Linked DNA regions of Mus musculus: region 1 is linked to region 2. The links are chromatin loops, found by intact Hi-C in ENCODE. Cell type or tissue: heart. All regions are shown on one strand.

Region 1 (5,000 bases), 410 kb after region 2:
GAGGTTTACTGCCTCTGTCTGCTAACCTAGGCCTAGTCTTGGAAGCTTCTAGCCTCTGTACAATCTTACCTAGGCCTAGAATGTTTACAGCCTCTGAGACTGCTGAATTTCAAGCTCACCCTTTCCTAGTTTTTTTTTCTGAGTTCTGGCTGTCTGGTTCAACTCAGCTATTCTGGCTCAAAGTCCTCTCTACACTGACTGACTCAATCTGGCTTTTCTAGGCTTCTCCTGAATTGCTCTGCTCAGGCTCATACTAACTTCAGCAATCTGTTCTGGTCCTTGGGCTCCCTCTCATTCTCTGGTTCCTTCTGTCTTCACCTGTGTCTGGCTTGTTTTCCCTCTGCAACCTGTCTCTGGACAACTGTCCCAGTAAGGACTGTCTTCCTCCCCTCTTCCTCTCTGCATTGCTCTCTCTTAAGTAGCCTCTCTTTTCTCTCTGTTCTTGTGAGAGTTGGGCAGATCCTATTCTGTCAAATCTTTCTCTGATTCATCACTTTGTCTGCCACTCAATAAGATATCACTTTCAAACATGGGTGCTACCTTCTCCAAACTAACTTTACCTTCATTGTTTTGGATTAAAGGTGTGTACTAAGGGCATGTCTGCATTCCAGCCAGAGGGATTAAAGGTGTGTACTAAGGGCATGTCTGCATTCCAGCCAGAGGGATTAAAGGTGTGTACTAAGGCTGAGTCACACCACAACTAGAAACAGATTTTTCCAGTAAACCACACAATCTCGGGGTTCACAGTGTGATCAAGTATCCTGCAACACACGACACTATCCCCAGTGGGTCAATCACTAGTTAAGAAAATGCCCCATAGATTTGCCTACAGACCAATCTGATGGAAGAGGGTTTTTTTCAGATGACTACAGATTGTGTCCAGTTAACAAAATACTTAGGCAGTTTTGGGGAATTCAGGTTGAGTGGGCCCATAAAAAGTATTTGGGTCCTCACTTTCCAAGACTGTAGGTCTGCCTGCTCTCCCTTTTCTGCCCTTACTGGATGTCTTAGTTTACTTTTCTGTTCCTGTGATCAAATACCATGGACAAAGCACTTTAAGGGAGAAAGGGGTTAGGCCACAATTCTATTTCCTGCCCATCTTGGCAGGGAAATCAAGGCAGCAAGAGCCAGCAGCAGCAGGTTACATTCCATCTGAAGTCAGCAGAGAGTAGTGCACGCATGTGCTCAGCTAGCTTTCTTCATCCTTATACAGTTCAAGATTTCCCTGAGTAGGGAATGGTGCCACCCATCATGGGCTGGGTCCCCCCACTTCAATCAGTGTAGTTTAAATATTGCATCACAGACATGGCTGGAGGCCCATTTGCTGTGCTTCTAACTTCTGTGTGGTTGACAATAAACAGCGTTCATTATACCTGGGATCTTTTTTTTTTTTTTTTTTTTAACTACATGGCCTTTCCCCATGACTAGCCCATGTAGAGAATGAGACTGTGGAGTGTGCAGTCCTAAATGGGATGTATATAGAACACCCTTCCCTCTGAGACTCAGGGATCACTGACAGAGTATAGAAACATGATAAAAGCCAAAGGTGGTAAATGTGGCAAGCACACAGTGTTCTGTTCTGAGGCACAACAGGGATGCTACACACATGAACCCACAGTGGTTATGATAGCAGGCTGTGGTAGTTTAAATTAGTGTGGCCCCCATAGACTCCTGTGTTTGGATGCTTGTCCAAAGAGAGTGGCACTATTAGGAGGTGTGGCTTTGGTGGAGGGGGTGTGGCCTTGTTGGAAGGGGTGTGGTCTTGTTGGAGGAGGTGTGGCTTTGTTGGAGGAGGTGTGGCCTTGTTGGAGTAAGTGTGTCACTGTGGAGGTCTTAAATGCTCAAGCCATGCTCAGTGTAAAACACATCCAGTCTCCTCCTGGTTGCCTTTGGATCAAGGTCTCCAGCACTACATCTACTCCCATGATTCCATGCTTCCCACCATGATGGACTAAACCTCTGAAGCTGTAAGGTAACCCCAGTTATATGCTTGCTTTTTAAGAGTTGCCATGGTCATGGTGACTCTTCACAGCAATAAAACCCAAATTAAGACTTAAGGCCCATGCAAACTTAAGCCAGACAAAATCCCAGCATGAAAGTAGGGCCAAGTGGGCAGGAAGTTCCACCCCTTCTGGAAGAGAAAGTGGCATTTGATAGCTAATTTAGACAATGCAAATGGAACTCCACAAGTTGAGAGAGAGAGAGAGAGAGGAACTAGGATAGCACAGCAAGTTGGGTGGACAGGGAGTTGAAGTGGAGGTGGGGGGAGCTGGGGTGGATATGATTAGAATACATTCTATAACATTCTTTAAAAATTAATAAAATTATTAAAATTTAAATTCACAAAAGAAATTGTGGATACCTTTTCAACAAAATTGGTAGGTACTTTTCTTGCTCAAAAAACCAAAATAAAATAAAAAGGACAGAATCTTCCTAGGTGGTCCAGCCTCCTGCCAGGGTGGCGGGGGTAGTGTGGGGGGGGGCTTTGAGCCGCCAGCCTTCCCTCTCCAGCCTTTCCACTCAGGTGCTGGGAGTACCTTCTTTGGAGTCAGCCTGGCCGGCTCAAGGGAGTCCATCGGGTTTTACTGGTAGATGTTGCCACCTTGAGGTCATTTTCTGCCACTGCAACGTCCCTGTTTTAACCTCATTGGTCAGATTTTTTTTTTCAGGATTCCACGGCCCCCAGATGAGGCACTTGTAATTCTAAGATTCCCACAACAACTAGTTCTAATCCAAGTCCTTTCCCCAGTTGATGCCAGTCACCTCTCCTTGATATGTGCTGGTTCATCAGCTCTCTCGGGAAGTTATGACCTTTACGGGACTGTGGCCCTTGAGCCCTCTGTCCCTGCTCCATGCGTGGGGACACCCCTTTGTCTGCTTAGAGCCCAAGGTCTTAGTAATACCCAAACACCCATATCTCTGTTTTTCTGGTGCTCTGGGTGGCTCACTTTGACCCAGTTTATGAGGGTGTCTAGAGAGACACCAGCAGTCAGGAGGGTCCATTTGAATACATGACCACCAACCCAAGCCAGGGCTTCCCAGTATTCCCTGCGCACCTCAGCTTCTCTATCACCTTCTTCAAACCCCAGGGACACGCCCCACGGGCATGGTCTGTCCTCCTGTCCCCACAGAAAAGATCAACATCACTAACTAGGGTGTTCACCCTTCCCTATATCCCTTTCCTCGTTCTGCCTCCTTAGCCTGGTCCCCTCTCTTCTGCTTCTCCAGCTGACTGCTCCCTACCGTGCTCCAGAACCCACCCCCTTTCCTGCTCAGGAGCCTCCTGGACCCACTGCCCCTTGTCTTTCTTTGTCACAGTCTCCATCCCACAGCCTTTGTTTATTATTTATTTATTTTTTTTAATCTCTCATGTTCCAGCTTCCTATAATCCACATAGAGATCTGTATGCAAACCTCACATGGCGTTCGCAAAGGACTTCACATGGTATCATGCACACCTGCCTTAGTTACCTTTCTTACTCGTGTGGTAAGCGTTAGGGCAAAAGGAACTTAATGGAGGGCTTTTCTTGGCTCTCAGTTTGGTGGCTCCCAGTCTGGTGGCTCCTAGTTTGGTGGCTCCCAGTCCTCTGTCATGATGGGTAAGGCCTGGCAGGAAAAGTCTGAGTCACTTCATCAGATGGCATGCCTGTTAGGGGCAGAGTGGAATGAATGGTACCCAGCCAGGGACCCCAGCCCATGTGACTGTACCGCTGGTCTTCCTGCTTCAATAGTGCGTCTAGAGAATCCTTTACAAGTAGCCCTTCCCACGCTTGTCTCTTCTGTCAAGATGAGACTCAGTATTAACCATCACACAACTGAGCAATGCTTGAGCCCCAGAAGGTCTTCTCTTCTGCTCACTATAGCTTAAATGAATTCCCATTGCACACTACAGTGTAAAGTGTTTACTATACCACGGGGGGTGTGCAGCAAGCACAGTTGTCTCTGTCCTGTGGTTTCTGCTACATCACCGGGAAGGTTCAACGGCTGAGGCTCCAATTCCCTTCTTCACCTGTTTGTGTGTCTGACTGGTGGTGCTGGCTGTTGCTGGGACCTGTGCTGGAGCCCTGAGCACAGTATAAGCAGCTTCTTACTGTGATTCTTGGAGCTTTGTGGTGATGTAATTGCTGTGAAGAGACACCGTGACCAAGGCAACTCTTATAAAGGACAACATTTAATTGGGACTGGCTTATAATTTCAGAGGTTCAGTCCATTATCACCATAGCAGGAAGCATGGCAGTGTGCAGGCAGACCTGGTGCTGGGAGAGTGGGGAGTTCTACATCTTGATCCAAAGGCAGCCAAAGAGAGATGTATTCTGCACTGGGTGAAGCTTGTGCATAGGAGCCCTCAAGCCCACCCCCACAGTGACACACTTCCTCTGACAAGGCCACACCTCCTAATAGTGCCTCATTCACACACATATGGGTATGCAGGCCATCGCTATTTTAACCATCAGTCTCTGAGGGCGGTCATCTTTTTGTGACTCAGGAATTATCCAAGGTAGACTCTCCCAGGGCTGACCTCCAGATCACTAATTAGCCAAGGATAGCCTTGAACTCTAGATCCTCCTGTGCTGGGATTAAGGTTGTATGCCACCATACCTGGCTAAACTTCATCTCTAGATGGAGGAGTTGTTAGCTTACAGGTGATTCTGCTAAGTTCATCCCAGAGACCTAGCAACAGCTTACATCATCATCTGTTCAGTGGCCTGGCTTACATAAAGACTGCTTGTCACCTTCGTCCTCTCTCTCTCTCTCTCTCTCTCTCTCTCTCTCTCTCTCTCTCTCTCTCTCTCTCTCTCTCTCCTCACACACACACACCCACATGTTCCTGGCAGGCCTTTCTATTATTCCTTACCCTCCCTCCCCCGACCCTCATGCTCTGTGGCTCTGCCCCATCTCTCTGCCCCTACCCCTTCTCCAGGTCCTCACTCCCCTCCCTTCCCCCAAACAAACTTCCCTTATACCACCAGGTCTGTCTCATGGTGTGATTTCTCAGGGAGA
Region 2 (5,000 bases):
GGTAACCTCTACCATTCTATCTAGACAGGGCTTACTTTCAAGTCTGTCCCCCAGGTGACAGTGCAGATGACAGCCTTTTCACGTCCATCCTGTATAAGGGACTGGATCACATGGGAGCTGGGAGGCTGTGTGTGGTGGGACAGGCCTACGATCTCAGATACTTGAGAGGCCAGTGATAGAAAGGCTGTGATCAACTCAAGGCACTCCCGGGGAGCTTATTGAGAAGTTAAGAGAAAGGAAACAAAGAAAGAAACAAAGGAGACAAAGGAGGCTGGTGATGCAGTTTAGTGGCAGTGCACTTGCCTCGCATCCCTGAGGCCCTGGATCAATGCCCAGCACTGAAACAGAGTGAAGAAGAGAATCACTGGGGAGGGGGTACCCCTCAGCTGGCAGAGTACTTGCCTAGAATGTCTGAGTCCCCATGTCTGACTCAACACTGGGGAAGCTGGGTATGGTGGTATCCACTATAATCCCAGCACTCAGTAGGCAGAGGTAGAAGAATTAGAGGTTCAAGACTATTCCCGTTACACAGGAAGGTCAAGGCTAGTCTGAGATGATGGAACACACATAAACACACACACACACACACACACACACACACACACATGTACACACATGAGCACACACACAGTATACACACATATGTATATATGTAAACATATATATATATGTTCTCATGCATAGATAAATGTACACACGTAAACACATGAGCATACACACACTATATCTATATCTATAAAATCTAGGGTTCTCATGCATACACACATGTACACGTGTACACACATGAGTACACACACAATGTGTGTATACACACACATATATCTTCTGGTGTTCTCATTGGTGTTCTCATGTGTATATATATATATATATATATATATATATATATATATATATATATATATACAAAACACACACACACACACACACACACACACACACCGGTGGGAGGCCATGGTCCTCAAAACTCAGTAGGGCAGGGGAACTCAGGTAAGGAATTTACTGGTTCCTAGCTCAGATCTGGTCTTGTGGCTGAAGGAAGCACTGACAGGAGGGGTTGGGGAGGGGGCTCCAAGGTCAGGCCAGGAAAGAACAGAGTGGAGCAAGCTCTAAGTGATCGCAAGTACAAGGATGAGTGTAGATACCTATGAGGGCCCGGAGGACAGCATGGGAGTGAGTTTGTAGAGGGGCCATGGTGGTGCATCCCTGCAATCCCAGCATGCATTAGGCGAGGTAGAAGAGTCTTGAGGGCAGCCTGAGCTACAAGGCAGCATCCTGTCTCAGAAAGCTAACCCCTCAAAAACCACAAACAAAACTCCGCCCAAACAAAACAATACAAACCCCACAGAAACAAAACTCCACACAAGTATGTTGAAAACAAACTACCAGCAAGACAGAATCAAGGGAGCCTATGAATAACAGCCCAGCCATAGATAAAGCCCTGGGGGAAAGAGGCTGAGAAGGTTCCATGGGGCACACCAACAGATGCAGGAGCGTGTCCTGAGGTTGGGAAGTTCTGGGCTTGTGCATGCCCTGCGCGTGTTTCAGGTGTGTTAGCCGGTGGACATAACTGTACCAGGTGTATCAGCTGCAGGGCACACAAGCGCAGAATGAGCCAAACTCCCTCCCACTTGCTAAAGTCATCGTAGATTTCCCTTACTTATCCACCTACCCGCCCACCCATCTACCCTGGGCTGCTGGAGAACAGGGAGCCAAAGTCCTGCCTCCAGACTAGGAGAACCGCAAGGCAAGCTGGGTTAGACTAGGGTCCACACTTTAGTATGCACGGCCCTCACGATCTCTAAAAAGCACCGGGACTTACAGGGGGAAGTGGCTGGTTGGACACTTGCCACTTCTATCAGCAACTCCAGCCCTTCCCCACCCCCATCCCTGGGCTCTGGAGACGCCGTACCGCCCGCCGCCCCTCGGGGGCGCTGCTGGGCGGGGAGCTTGCTCGGCCGCCTGCCTCGCCTTGGGCTCAGCATTCACTCTAGCGAGCGAGCGGCGTGTACAGCCGGCTCCCTGGGCTCCTGGAGTCCCGCTTGCTCCAAGCGCACTCCAGCAGTCTCTTTCTGCTCTTGCCCGGCTCGACGGCGACATGGGTGTCCCCGCGGTCCCAGAGGCCAGCAGCCCGCGCTGGGGAACCCTGCTCCTTGCTATTTTCCTGGCTGCATCCAGAGGTAAGATCAACAGGCGGTGGGGTGCTAGCGAGAGCTCTAGGGAGTACAGCCCGGTAGTGTAGGGGGCAGGATGGGAGTGCCCTGAATCCCCTCAGCCTGCGGTAACCTTCACCTTACCGCTGCTCCGCTGGGACAGCCCAGCAGGGTGCAGTGGTGTCTCCATCCTTCATCAGGCACATCTTTAATTGCTAACAGCTGCCAAAACAGCAGGCACGGGTGTCCCTTGGGGACTGCCTGCCAGACACTTCCCTGACCCGAGAGTCCAGAGCAGGGGCCATGAAGAACTTCTGCAAGGCAGGAGATGGGCCGGAGGAGAATCACCCCGTCCTATGGCGGTTGCTGAGTGCATTTTGACACCTGGGGCATCTCCCTGACTTCTGGCAACAGAGTCTAAGAGGACTTAGGGGGTGTGGTGCTGTGACCCTGGTATTCTATCCCCCTTGACACTTGTGTGTGAGTCTTGATGGACACTCCCGAATCTGAGCATGCTTGTCACCTGCTCTGTACTGAAAGTCTAAGGACCCGTTTGAGTGATCAGTGGGCTTCTGTCATTTAACCTTATTACAGCTGAGGAGTTGATTTGGATGAGTAAGAAAGACACGAGGGACACTCCCCTGAGCCCAGCAACCAGCTTGGATAACTCCTCGGCAGGGACACAGAAGCCCCACACAGGGAGATGTCACTTCCAAAGTCCAGACTCACAATCTGTACATTGTTCCGGGACACAGGGGCTCCCTAGAGCCCAATCTTTGTTTATTCGGTGAAGATCTCAAAGAAAAAGGGGAGGATACCCTGATAGTTGCCCAAACAGTAGACAGGTGGGTCCCCTGAGATGGCCTGCCTGATACTTCCCTGCTCAGAACCCAGGGCACGGGTGGCTTCTGCAAGGCAGGGGAGAGGAAGGGTCCAGAGGGAGTCACCATTGTCAGGACAGAGATGGAATGCTCAGCTCCGCAGAGGGAGCCAATAGCTGCATCAGAAAAGAAGGAAGAGGGGTTAAGGGGTTGAAAGGGAGGAGAGACAGGGAACTAACTCTTTATCAATACTGGGAGGCTGGCCTGGACTTCTGATAAGAAAGAAGGCACCCACACCCTATAGACAGAAGACTGAAGCCCTGGCCTGCCTTTCCTCACCACAGGAGAGAGCCTGTGGCAGGGATGGGGTGGCGATACAGGCGGGGGATGTTTCACTCCCAACCCCAAGGCTCATCAGGGGCATAGCTTCTAAGAACGGAGGACAGTGGCAGGCAGGAAGGCCAGTATGGCATCTACCTCAGGCTACTATCCTCCTCCCGGGTGACTCCACTAGGCCCCTTTCCTTGCCTCTTCCCTACCCTAACTAGAATGGGAAGCTTTCTGGTCAGCAGCCTCAATTTGGGAAACTAAGTCCTAGAGCTTCAGGGCAGAGGGTCAGCAGCTTGCAGAACTTCCAGCAGCAGCAGAGAGGTTCTGGGGGGAGCTGGGCTCCCTCACCCCCCAAGAGATTTCGCAGCCTACTGCATTTGCTGACTCCAGCTGATTGGTGAGCTGAAGGCCGCCTCCCTTCAGCTCCCAGGGAGGTAATCAGGGATCTAGGAGGCTTTCAGGAAAGAAACAAGAGGAAACTTTTAGCCTGGAGCTGCTCTGACCTCAACATTGGCTATACTTTAAGTCATAACTCATATACTTTAAGTCTTCCTTCTCTTTCCTGTAGCAGACCTGGTCAGGAGGCCTGGGGGCTGAATCCCCCCCCCCCCCCATCAGCATTGGGGCTGGGTTACCTTGAAAAGAATTGTGTTTGGGGCAGGGTGAGACGGGGAGGGGGTATCTGGGGGGACTTCAAACAGTCAGAGCTTAGGAGGCACTTGGAGTACATGGAAGACACTCCTTTCCTGGCCTGACAGGGACTGATGGGGGGCGGGGCAGGGGTTACCTTTGGAACCAGGTGCCCCAGACCCCAAGGGGTACAGAACCTCTTCCCCACAAGTGTCCCTAAGATTTGAGGAAGTTACTACCCTGCCTGTCCTTAGTCTGACCCAGGAGGCCCATTCACATGGGAGCACTGGTGTTCCAGAGAGGGGCAGCTGTCTTCCCCTTCATGGTAAACAAGCCTGCAAGGCCCTATTGAGTAAACTCCGTGCTGAAAGCCTCTGCTCCGGTAGTGGTCAGCGCTTAGGAAATCCTTAAGCCCCACCCAGCAGCCTGAGGGTAGAGCTGGCTGTCTTGGGATGCCCAGGGGCCAGAAACATGAAGGAGGGCGGAGCTGGGAGGCTGCAAGGCTGCTGTGGATCTAGGGAAGAGGAACCACAGAAAAGCTAAAGGAGTCACCTCTGTAAGTTCAGGATACGGGATCGTAGGTCTAAGCAGGAAAAACAGAGGATTCACAGGGCCCATGTGGACTATTGGTACTGACTGAGCCTGCTGTATTAAACTTGAGGTCCTAGGCTCAAAAGCAACTGTTGCCCAGGACCAGTGGCCTTGCCAGAAGTTAGCACTGGCTTCTCATACTTATGGATTCTTTTGGAGAGTCTTTTGGACCATGGCCTTCCTGGTGTTTAAGCAAGGAGTCTGGTGTATATCTATCTGCACCCCAGGTGCTTCCTCCACTCCAGCGTAACTGTTTCATGGTTAGACCTGTATTCAAATCTTAGCTGGCCGTCTGTGAGCTGGGCAAGCTTTTCAGCATCCTTGGTCAAGCCTCCATCTGTAATTTAGGGTGGCGTTCTGCCTCCCCTTACACACAGCTGTGTGGAGCTGATAGGCAAGACTTCCCAGGGTGCCTGGTCCTTGGGATGCTGGTAGTGTATCATCTCCTGGTTTCTGGGGACTCCATACTAGTGGCTTT

Evidence for each region. Hi-C counts contacts between places; a loop is a spot of excess contacts. Peaks named below come from ENCODE experiments on the same cell type or tissue, not always from the same donor. Only the 100,000 strongest peaks of a DNase experiment are listed, where the experiment ranks them.
Region 1: it touches region 2 in a loop (2.3-fold over the local background); 1 of 42 quality-filtered maps calls a loop at or near these places.

The regions. Positions count from the first base shown.
Region 1 is chr10:60,754,586-60,759,585 of GRCm38, forward strand. No RefSeq gene overlaps it. Among named protein-coding and RNA genes, the nearest start is that of Slc29a3, 4.3 kb to the left of the region's middle. In heart, a CTCF peak has its summit at 2,612 (motif pointing left); a DNase peak (open chromatin) is centred at 2,606.
Region 2 is chr10:60,344,927-60,349,926 of GRCm38, forward strand. All of the region lies in intron 39 of Cdh23 (cadherin 23 (otocadherin)), which reads right to left. It overlaps Vsir (V-set immunoregulatory receptor), which reads left to right and starts at 1,925. Exons shown (of 7, transcript NM_028732.4): 1 at 1,925-2,177. The coding sequence starts at 2,096. In heart, CTCF peaks have their summits at 1,933 and 2,149; DNase peaks (open chromatin) are centred at 1,925, 2,255, 3,305, 4,315 and 2 weaker places; H3K4me3 peaks cover 1,991 bases; H3K27ac peaks cover 2,205 bases; H3K27me3 peaks cover 1,038 bases.